Regions from separate parts of the Homo sapiens genome. Here region 2 is linked to region 1. A link is an interaction called in ENCODE POLR2A ChIA-PET data of the cell type or tissue named here. Cell type or tissue: A673. All regions are shown on one strand. Region 1 overlaps DGKD (diacylglycerol kinase delta). Region 2 overlaps ATG16L1 (autophagy related 16 like 1).

What was found. Peaks named below come from ENCODE experiments on the same cell type or tissue, not always from the same donor. Only the 100,000 strongest peaks of a DNase experiment are listed, where the experiment ranks them.
Region 2: POLR2A ChIA-PET joins it to region 1 with 18 read pairs; 6 of 35 experiments call an interaction of 5 or more read pairs at or near these places.

What each region holds. Positions count from the first base shown.
Region 1 is chr2:233,428,186-233,433,185 of GRCh38, reverse strand. The region is part of intron 3 of DGKD (diacylglycerol kinase delta); the gene reads right to left. Among named protein-coding and RNA genes, the nearest start is that of DGKD, 76 kb to the right of the region's middle. In A673, no CTCF peak of the experiment used is centred here; a DNase peak (open chromatin) is centred at 2,905; H3K27ac peaks cover 1,995 bases.
Region 2 is chr2:233,286,329-233,291,328 of GRCh38, reverse strand. ATG16L1 (autophagy related 16 like 1) reads right to left here. Exons shown (of 18, transcript NM_030803.7): 13 at 1,355-1,475; 14 at 976-1,081. It also overlaps SCARNA6. Among named protein-coding and RNA genes, the nearest start is that of SAG, 19 kb to the left of the region's middle. RefSeq lists an enhancer at 2,144-2,645. In A673, no CTCF peak of the experiment used is centred here; a DNase peak (open chromatin) is centred at 2,398.

The DNA of each region.
Region 1 (5,000 bases):
GCTTCCAAATCTTGGCTATTGTGAATAGTGCTGCTATAATCACATGAGTGCAGACATCTCTTCGATACACTGATTTCCTTTCTCTTTGGTATATACCTAGCAGTGGGATTGCTGGATCACACGGTAATTGTATTTTGACTTTTTTGAGGAACCTCCAAACTGTTCTCCATGGTGGCTGTGCTAATTTACAATCCTACCAGCAGTGTACGGTTCCCTTTTCTCCACATCCTCGCCAGCATTTGTTATTGCCTGTCTTTTGGATAAAAGTCATTGTAACTGGGGTAAGACATTATCTCATTGTAATTTTTATTTGCATTTCTCTGATGATCAATGATATTGAGCACTTTTTCATATACCTACTTGCCATATGTATGTCTTCTTTTGAGAAATGTCTACTTTTCCTATTTTTTAACTGGATGATTAGATTTTTCCCCTTTTGAATTATTTGAGCTCTCGATTTATTCTGGTTATAATCCCTTGTCAGAGGAATAGTTTTCAATTTTTGTTTTGTTTTGTTTTGTTTTTTTGAGACGGAGCCTCACTCTGTCCCCCAGGCTGGTGTGCAGTGGCGCAATCTCCGCTCACTGCAAACTCCGCCTCTTGGGTTCATGCCATTCTCCTGCCTCAGCCTCCCGAGTAGCTGGGACTACAGGCGCCCGCCACCACACCCAGCTAATTTTTTGTATTTTTAGTAGAGACGAGGTTTCACTGTGTTAGCCAGGATGGTCACGATCTCCTGACCTCATGATCTGCCCACCTTGGCCTTCCAAAGTGCTGGGATTACAGGCGTGAGCAACCACGCCCGGCTAATTTTTTGTATTTTTAGTAGAGACGAGGTTTCACCATGTTAGCCAGGAGGGTCACAATCTCCTGACCTCATGATCCGCCCACCTTGGCCTCCCAAAGTGCTGGGATTACAGGCGTGAGCAACCACGCCTGGCTAATTTTTTGTATTTTTAATAGAGACGAGGTTTCACCGTGTTAGCCAGGATGGTCACGATCTCCTGACCTCGTGATCCGCCCACCTTGGCCTCCCAAAGTGCTGGGATTACAGGCATGAGCCACCACGCCTGGCAGTTTGCAAATATTTTCTCCCATTCTGTAGGCTGTCTCCTCACTTTGTTGACTGTTTCCTTTGCTGTGCAGGAACTTTTTAACTTGTTAAAAACAGGAGCTTTTTTTCACTGCTTTTTTCCTGCATTGCTAATGCAGGAGCTTTAACCATTTGTCCACTTTTTGCTTTGGTTGCCTGTGCTTGTGGGAATTACTCAAGAAACCTTTGCCCAGTCCAACGTCCTAGAAAGTTTCCCCAGTGTTTTCACAGTTTCATAGTTTGAGGTCTTAAAGTCTTTAATCCATTTTGATTTGATATTTGCATATGGCAATAAATGGGAGTCTAGTTTCATTCTTCTGCATATGGATAACCAGTTTTCCCAGCACCATTTATTGAAGAGACTGTCCTTTCCTCAGTATATGTTCTTGGTACGTTTGTCAAAAATGTGTTCACTGTGGATGTATGAATTTATTTCTGGGCTCTCTATTCTGTTCCATTGTTCTGTGTCTGTTTTTATGCCAGTACCACGCCGTTTGGGTTAGTATAGCTCTGTAGTATAATGTGAAGTCAGAAAATGTGATTCCTCCAATTTTTCATCAGGAGAATTTTGGCTATTCTGGGTCTTTTGGCTATTCTGGATCCATATAAATTTTAGAATTATTTTTTCCATTTCTGTGAAGAATGTCATTGGTATTTTAATAGGAATTGCATTGAATCTGTAGACTGCTTTGGGTAATACGAACATTTTCACAATGTTGATTCTTCCAGTCCATGAACGTGGAGTATCTTTCCATTTTTTGTGTGTTCTCTTCCATTTCTTGCATCAATGTTTTGTAGTATTCATTGTAGAAATCTCTCACTTCTTCAGTTAATTCTTAGGTATTTTATTTTATTTGCAACTACTGTAAATGGGATTACTTTCTTGATTTCTTTTGCAGATTGTGCACTGTTGGTACATACAGAAATGCTACTGAGTTTTGCATGTTGATTTTGGATCCTGCAACTCTACTGAATTTATCAGTTTTAATAGTTTTTTTGGTGGGGTCTTTAGGCTTTTCCAAATATAAGATCACATCATCTGCAAACAAGGATAATCTGACTTCTTCCTTTCCAATTTGGATACCCTTTATTTCTTTTTTTGTTGTTGTTTGATTGCTCTAGCTTGGACTTCCTCACAGAAGAAATACAAAATGGATAATAAGCAAGTAAAAAGCTGCTTAATCACTCTAGTCATCAGAGAATGCAAATGAAAATAGCAATCTATTTTTTGCCCATGGGATTGGCAAAGTTTTAAAAGATGACTATCCAGTACTGACAAACATGTGGGGGAAAAAGAGTTCTCCTCAAGTACTGACAGGAGGTAAACAGGGTATAAACTTTTTAGAGAAAAAATTGATAGTGTATATCAAAATTTTCAAGGGTCATAACCTTTTACTTAATTTTGTTTTATAATGATTATAATATAGCGATGGAGTTCCAAAGTCAAATCTACAAACAAGGTAGATTTAGAAATCTAGCTTTTATATCTCTCCCCTATCTTGGTTCCCATAGGCTGCTTTACCAAAAAAGAGAGAGAGAAAGTAAGGTTTCTCCTTCCATTTTTAAGATACATGCAAACATGTATATCACATTGTCCCTTTTGTCAACAGTAGCATGGACACTTTTCTCCACCTTTGCCTTTCCATTTAATTACATATCCCGGCCATCACTCCTTAGCAATATCCAGGGCTTCCTCATTCTTTCAACAGTGGCACAGTACTCCACTGTATAGGACTCAGCCAGCGCCCTATGGATGGGAATTTTGTGCTGTTTAAAATTCTTCTGCGATTTCTCATAGTGTTGCCGTGAATTATCTTTACAAGCATCTTTTCCTGTTTTTACCAGTGTATCTCTGGGGTAAATTCCTAGAAGTAGAATTGCCCTGACAAAGAGTAAATGCACATGTAATTTTGCTAGCTATTGCCAAATTATTCCCACAGGGGTTGTACCATTTTGCATTCTCACCAACAGTGTTAGGAAAATGCTTGCTTCCCCATGGATTCAAAAACAAAATATGTTATTTAACTTTTAGATTTCGGCACATCTCATAGCTTTAATTTACATTAAGAAGACCCAATTTAGGAATACCCAATTTAAATTATTAAATGACCATGTTTCTGGCTCAGAAACCATAGAAAGTGCTTTACAGGGAGATTCTCCAGTGACTAAGTTTCACCGCAGAGGGGATAAATGGAACTGGGTCGCCACTGCATGGTTCGCTTCTTCTTCCACATATCCTGGGTTGGTGGGAGAAGAACACCTGGGGCCGGGCTGGGCGTGGGAAGCAGCAGAGCTGGGAGAGAGTGAGGGCGAAGGAGAGACGGCAAAGGCAGGCCCGGAGGGGCCGTCTGCCTTCTGCCCTGCTGCTGTTCAAGCTTGAGAGCACCACAAACAGCCCCTCTCCCTCCAGAGGACACCCCCCGGCTCAGCAGATGCTGGCTAGGTGTCTCCTCTAGACTGGGGATTCTAACAACATGGTGAGCAAAGTTCCTCCCCTCACAGAACTCACAGCGTGGAGAGGCAGGCAGATAACTATTTCCCACACTGACTCAGCCATGAAGACGACAAAGTGGGCCCTGAGAGTGGGACTCAGGGAGTCTCTGGACAGCCACTGAGGGACGGTCATGGGAGACTGGGAGCTGCCAAGGCCGAGTGGGTGCATGTCATCGGCACCGTCCCTGTCTACCTATCAAGTCTGAGCACACGTCCCGAACTGTTCACCCTGGGTGAGTTTTAATATTTGAACACTTTTGTCAGCATAGTAAATATAGTAAGAGAAAGATAATATACCTTACTGTGCATAACTCGGGGATTATATTAGGAGTCATGCAACAGGATATTTATAGAAGACAACAAGGAGATGTTTTAGGTCCTGAGTCTACTACTCCCACGGCAGCCTTTACGAGCTGAAGTGCCAACTTTGCTCCAGAACTCAGCCTCAGCGTTTGAGAAGATGGATCTTTGGGCCCACCTGACCCACACACTGAAGGAGAGGGTGTACTAGAATTGCTTTGTGGGTATTGGGCACTACTAGACAGCAAATTATAGACAAAAGCATTAGGTTTAAAGACAGTGAGTTAAGATACAAGTGACCAATGGCATCATTGCCTTCACCTGTGCTGTTGTTTGCAGACAATAAACACTGAGCAACAGATAAATGTCAGAGAACCTGGGTTTTGGCTTCTAAGGAAAAAACAGAACAACAACAACAACAACAAAAAAAAACCTCTTATTTGTGCCTGTTCTGTTGTGAAGAAGCCTGAGAGAGACCCAGATCTGAATCCTACCTGGCCACTGATAAATTTGCGAAATGGGGGCAGACCCTCTTTGCTTCTCGTCAAGAAAAGTGATGCTAGAAGCAACCTGCAGGGCTGTGGTGGGACTGAACAGGACCAAATGTGCACAGGGCCTGGCACATTCCCTGAGTCTGAAGCCCTTGCTAGCTGTGTAACTTAGAGCAGGTGCTTCTCCGCCCTGTGCCTCCACTGCCCCATCTGAAAACCGGAGCTATTAAGAGCAGTGTCGCATCCTAGCCTTGTTGTTGTGAGGTGCCAGTTGGTGCAACCTGATAATGTTCTGGGCACTGTCACTATCGGTGCTACCTTGGGGTCGAAGCCCTCAGCTTTGATGTCATCATTTGACACTGCTGAGACCCCTTTCCCATGTGAGCATCTTTCTTAAGACTGCTCTGGTATCAGTGGTCCACTCTCCCAAACCACAAGAAATGTCACAGGAGAGTCCCACCAAATAAGTCAGAATCCATCCTTCTTAGCTGCCCACAGAGGGGACACAACTGGGCCTGCCTTCTCTATGTCGGTCCCCAGCTGCACACAGGAGATTTGCCATGACTCACACTTCCATGCCATGCCTCCATCTTCTCAGCACACCCCTCCTGGCGAGCTCCAGC
Region 2 (5,000 bases), 140 kb after region 1:
TTCCATCTTTCAAGTTCCAATTTCAGGTTTTAAAAGCAAACTAAAGATTATGAATAAAATGTGAAGTGGTGTCCAGGAACCATGAGCATTGTCAGGACTTTCTGGTGCCATGCTGTGTTTCAAAGCATCATCTATCACCACAGGCCCTGTACCCCCACCCTCTCTACAACCCTGCTGGGAGGCTGTCCTCATTTACTCTCCATCCTGTCTTCCCCTTCCTCCAACCTGTCAATAAGCCCTGTCCAAATTCTCCTTCAAATAGATTCTCTCCTCCACATGTTCCTCTACTGACTTGAACTTAGGTCCTTATCAACTCTATTGGTTTCCTATTCCCTAATATGCCCTCTCAAAATGCCACCAAAGTCGTCTACTAGACTCCTGCAAAGCAACCATTTCCTTGCTAAACACCCAACGACTTACAAGATCGAGTGATTTGACAATGGCTTATCAAGCCTGTGGCAACCTGATTTCAACCCCTCATAGCCCCCTCACTGGCTTCTGCCCTGTTTCCTGCTCACTTGCCATGTATCAGCCACCAGACACACACTCAAAAGTTTGAGTGGCTTTCCTGCCGTGTGAATCCTACTCACGTCTCCGGAGAAATCTGGAGAGGCATTCTTTAACACACTGGAACAAACGTAGCTGCCTCCACTTCAACACACTAGTCACTGACTTTTGCGTTCTGCCTTCCCTACTACAGTTTAAATTACCTAAAGGTAGAAAGAGTATCCTGTTTGCCTTTTCTTACCTGCCAGCTGGTGAAGGGCCTAGCACTCACTGCATGCTCAATAAATGATTGCTAAGCTCCACAGTCTACTTCATGGGAAAGAACAGCCAAGTGTTAATAAGCTAACACTATACGTGTACCGAAACTCATTTCTGCCATGTCCTGAGATCTTAAAAGCACAACCCATGTACAGAACCATTACTGTGGAGACTCTTATGTGCCTCCAGTCAGGAGCTTGGGTATCATACCGAATGTCCCAGAAACGAATTTTCTTGTCAAAATGTCCACTCATTACACATTGCTCTGTGCAGACAATATCATTGCAACTGGATCCTGCAAACACTGTCTTTATGCCTGAAAGAAATGCAAACATCATTAATCAAGCAGAGGCACCAACGTGGCTGTTTACATAATGCTGCCACCCTCTAACCACTGACTTGTCAGAGTTACTCACTTAAATGAAGCTTTAAACAAGAAAAACTATCACTATCCTCAGTGCCCCTCTAAACATGAAGCCAGATCTGAAATTCAAACTATATTACATAAATGCAGGCTCTGACGTGCAAACACACACCTCCACGCTAACATCTAAGCATATACACAGACAGAGAGACTGAATTTCCTCACAGACTTTGCTGCGTAGATCCCAGAGTTTGAGAGTCCGGTCGTGACTTCCTGAGACAATCCGCGCATTGTCCAGCAGGAACTTAGCAGACAGCACTTTCCCACTGTGTCCCGTGAGTGTGTGCTAGGAGAGAGAACACAGCCAGGGTGAGCCTCAGGGCGCCAGGCCCTGCCTATGCTGGCAAAGTATCCACAGCATCCTTACCTCCAGAGTCAGAGTGTCAGACCACCCTGAGATCCGGCCAGGAACACTCAAAGCGATAAGACAGCAAAGGAAAAAGAAACAGGTCAGGCACAGTGACTCACGCCTGCAATCCCAGCACACTGGGAGGCCAAGGTGTGAGGACTGCTTGAGCCCAGGAGTTCAAGAACAGCTTGGGCAACACAGTGAAACCCCCATCTCTACAAAAAAATTTTTTTAAAAATTTGCAGGGAGTGGTGGCATGCGCCTGGGGTCCCAGCTACTTGGGAAGCTGAGGCAAGAGGATTGCTTGAGCCTGGGAGGTTGAGGTTGCAGTGAACTATGATAGTGCCATTGTACTCCACCTGAGTGATAGCAAGATCCTGTCACACACACACACACACACACACACACACACATCCCAAACAGGACAAGAAGCAACAATTTCATTCACTGAGTCTTATCCAGGGGCCATGTATCTCATAGGAAGCCTATCTTTGAGTGTTGGCCAAAGGTGAGGTATCAAGACCAAAAGGATAAAACTCCCACTAAAAATAACATTAAAAACAAAAATTCAACATCACTAGCACCAAGCTTCACGTGCTCCCCATCCTCAATCTTGAATTTGAAATCAGCTCTACCACAGATACCTGCTGTACTGTTTTTGTAATTTTTCTATGTCTGAATTATATCAAATTAAAGAATTTTTAAAGCCTCGATGTTGCGCCATGCTGCTGAAAGTCAGTTCCATATTTAAAGTCAGACTAGACAAGGTCACCACAGGCATAATTTACAAAAGGAAACATCAGGACTCCTTATGTAAACAATTAAAACCCCTGGGGGATTTTCAATCAGAGGTCTCAGCTTGAACAAGGCAGATCATAGCCACAGATACCAGCACTCCCAACAATCAAATCCCTTTGTGACTAAGCTGTTGGATGCCAACCAGTGTCTTCCCTGAGCTCACGGAGGAACACAGAATGAGGGACATCACGGAGTGTCAGCTGCCCTTCTGCCCATCGCAGCACTTCTGAAGTGCGATGGAGGAGAGGCAGCTGGGGATAACTGGGATGCCGGGAGGGGATCTGAGGACTCAGACCTTTTACCATTCATCATTGACCTCTATGCAGTGCATGATCAACATTTTTCTATGTGTAAAACACCAGAGGTTCAGAAGGTATTCACTGATGTTTTCTTTCTAATTAGAAAATGCAAGGGTTGGCAAAGTGGCTCACACTGGTAATCCTAGCACTTTGGGAAGCCAAGGTGGGAGGATTGCTTGAGCCCAGGAGTTTGAGACCAGCCTGGGGAAATTAGTGAGACCCTCATCTCTACAAAAAAATTCGAATTAGCTGGGTGTGGTGGGTACTTATAGTCTCAGCTGTTACAGGGGAGGCTGAGGTGAGAGGACTGCTTGAGCCCAGAAGGTCGAGGCTGCAAGGAGCCCAGATCATGCCACTGCACTCCAAACCTTAGTTCCCAAAGATGAGACCTCATGGTTCAGGGTTAGATTTTTTTTGTGTTAACATTTTTGAAACCAATCCTTCCTCTATTTTCAGTGGGGTTAACTCCACTTTAGCACAGAAGCGAAAACTTCGGACCACATATACTCCCCTCTCAGCTTCAATGAGGGAAGCTTGTATGAGTTCTCAGACTGCCTTATCCCACATTCAAACCTCTGAAACTGGGACAGCATCTTACAACTGCTGCCAGTCGGGTGCCGGCTGTGCTGCGGTTGTGTGAAAACCTCCCACTGATCCTTCCGTAAGATCAAGAAAGCTCCAGTAACAAAGCCTACACTAGATACAGTCCATGAATAATGATTCCATTCAATATAAAACATCCACTCTGCACAAATCATGGGCAGAGACAAAACTTGGGTAGGCTACTTCTTAAATTCTATCTTTTTTTCTTTTTTGAGACAGAGTTTCACTCTTGTCACCCAAGCTGGAGTGCAGTGGCGTGATCTCAGCTCACTGCAACCTCCGCCTCCCAGGTTTAAGTGATTCTCCTGCCTCAGCCTCCTGAGTAGCTGGGACTATAGGCGTGTGCCACCACATCCAGCTAATTTTTGTATTTTTAGTAGAGACGGGGTTTTACCATGTTGGCCAGGCTAGTCTTGAATTCCTGACTTCAAGTGATCCGCCTGCCTCGGCTTCCCAAAGTGCTAAGATTACAGGCATGAACCACTGTGCCCGGCCTTACATTAAATTCTGAATAACTATTTTATCAAAATTTCAAATTTGTATTTATATTCACTATCTGTTTCTTTCTTAATGTTAAGAGTAAAATCACATTTCACAAACACAGGGTAGAAAAAGACATTGTTCATAAGTGGGATATGGCAAGTACAGATGATCCTCAACTTATGATGGGGCCAGTCTTGACAAACACATTGTAAGATGAAAATACCCTACATTGGGGACCATCTGTATATTCATTTTTACATACTTCACAGGAACATGTTAATCTTTACACAATTATACTCTTCCTAAAAATTTATCCATTACTCTTTTAAGCTTATAGCGTAAGCATTTTTTCATGTGATAGCTGAAAATTCATGGGCTTTGGGGTTCCACTGATTTGAACACCCTGGGTCTCTGTAACATCTGTGAACAGGAAACATCCTTGTGCTATCTTAGTACGGACTCAGCAAGATGAATGGGATCAAATCTCTTCCTTGTTGCACCTCCCTTTCTTTAAGAGTCTGTCACAGATGCTGTTGCAGTGAACATCTATGAGCACACAGCTTTCTTCTCTTGACTTATTTCCAGGAATGAAACTGCTGAACTAATGGAATAAGGGAAAGGGACGTTTTGTTTCTTGGCTCCTCGTACGTATTGTCACCTTGCTCTTTACAATGTTTGGGCTTGGCCAGGCGCGGTGGCTCATGCCTGTAATCCCAGCACTTTGGGAGGCCGAGGTGAGCGGATCACAAGGTCAGGAGATCGAGACCATCCTGGCTAACACGGTGAAATCTCGTCTCTACTAAAAATACAAAAACTTAGCTGGACGTGGTGGCGGGCGCCTGTAGTCCCAGCTACTCGGGAGGCTGAGGCAGGAGAATGGTGTGAACCCAGGAGGCAGAGCTTGCAGCGAGCAGAGATCACGCCACTGCACTCCAGCCTGGGTGACTGAGCGAGACACTGTCTCAAAAAAAAAAAAAAAAAAAAAAGTTTGGGCTTCTGCTCACCTTATTCTCAGTGAGAATAAGCTGGAGCTGCCTGAGGCTGACTCACTGTCTCGGTGCTTCCAATGGTATAGAGCTGGGCCTCCTACAGGCATTCATTCACCTCTATCATTTATAGAGTCCTTTGAAATGGATCAGATTTAAAATTCTTCTATCTGTTAGGTGTTTCTGAAATTCATTTTTATGATTAACAACACTTTTAGGTTTCATCTTCTACTTTTAAACAGGGATTAACAATAGCGGGGCAGCGGGTTTAGATGTCATCAAGGCCGGGGCCT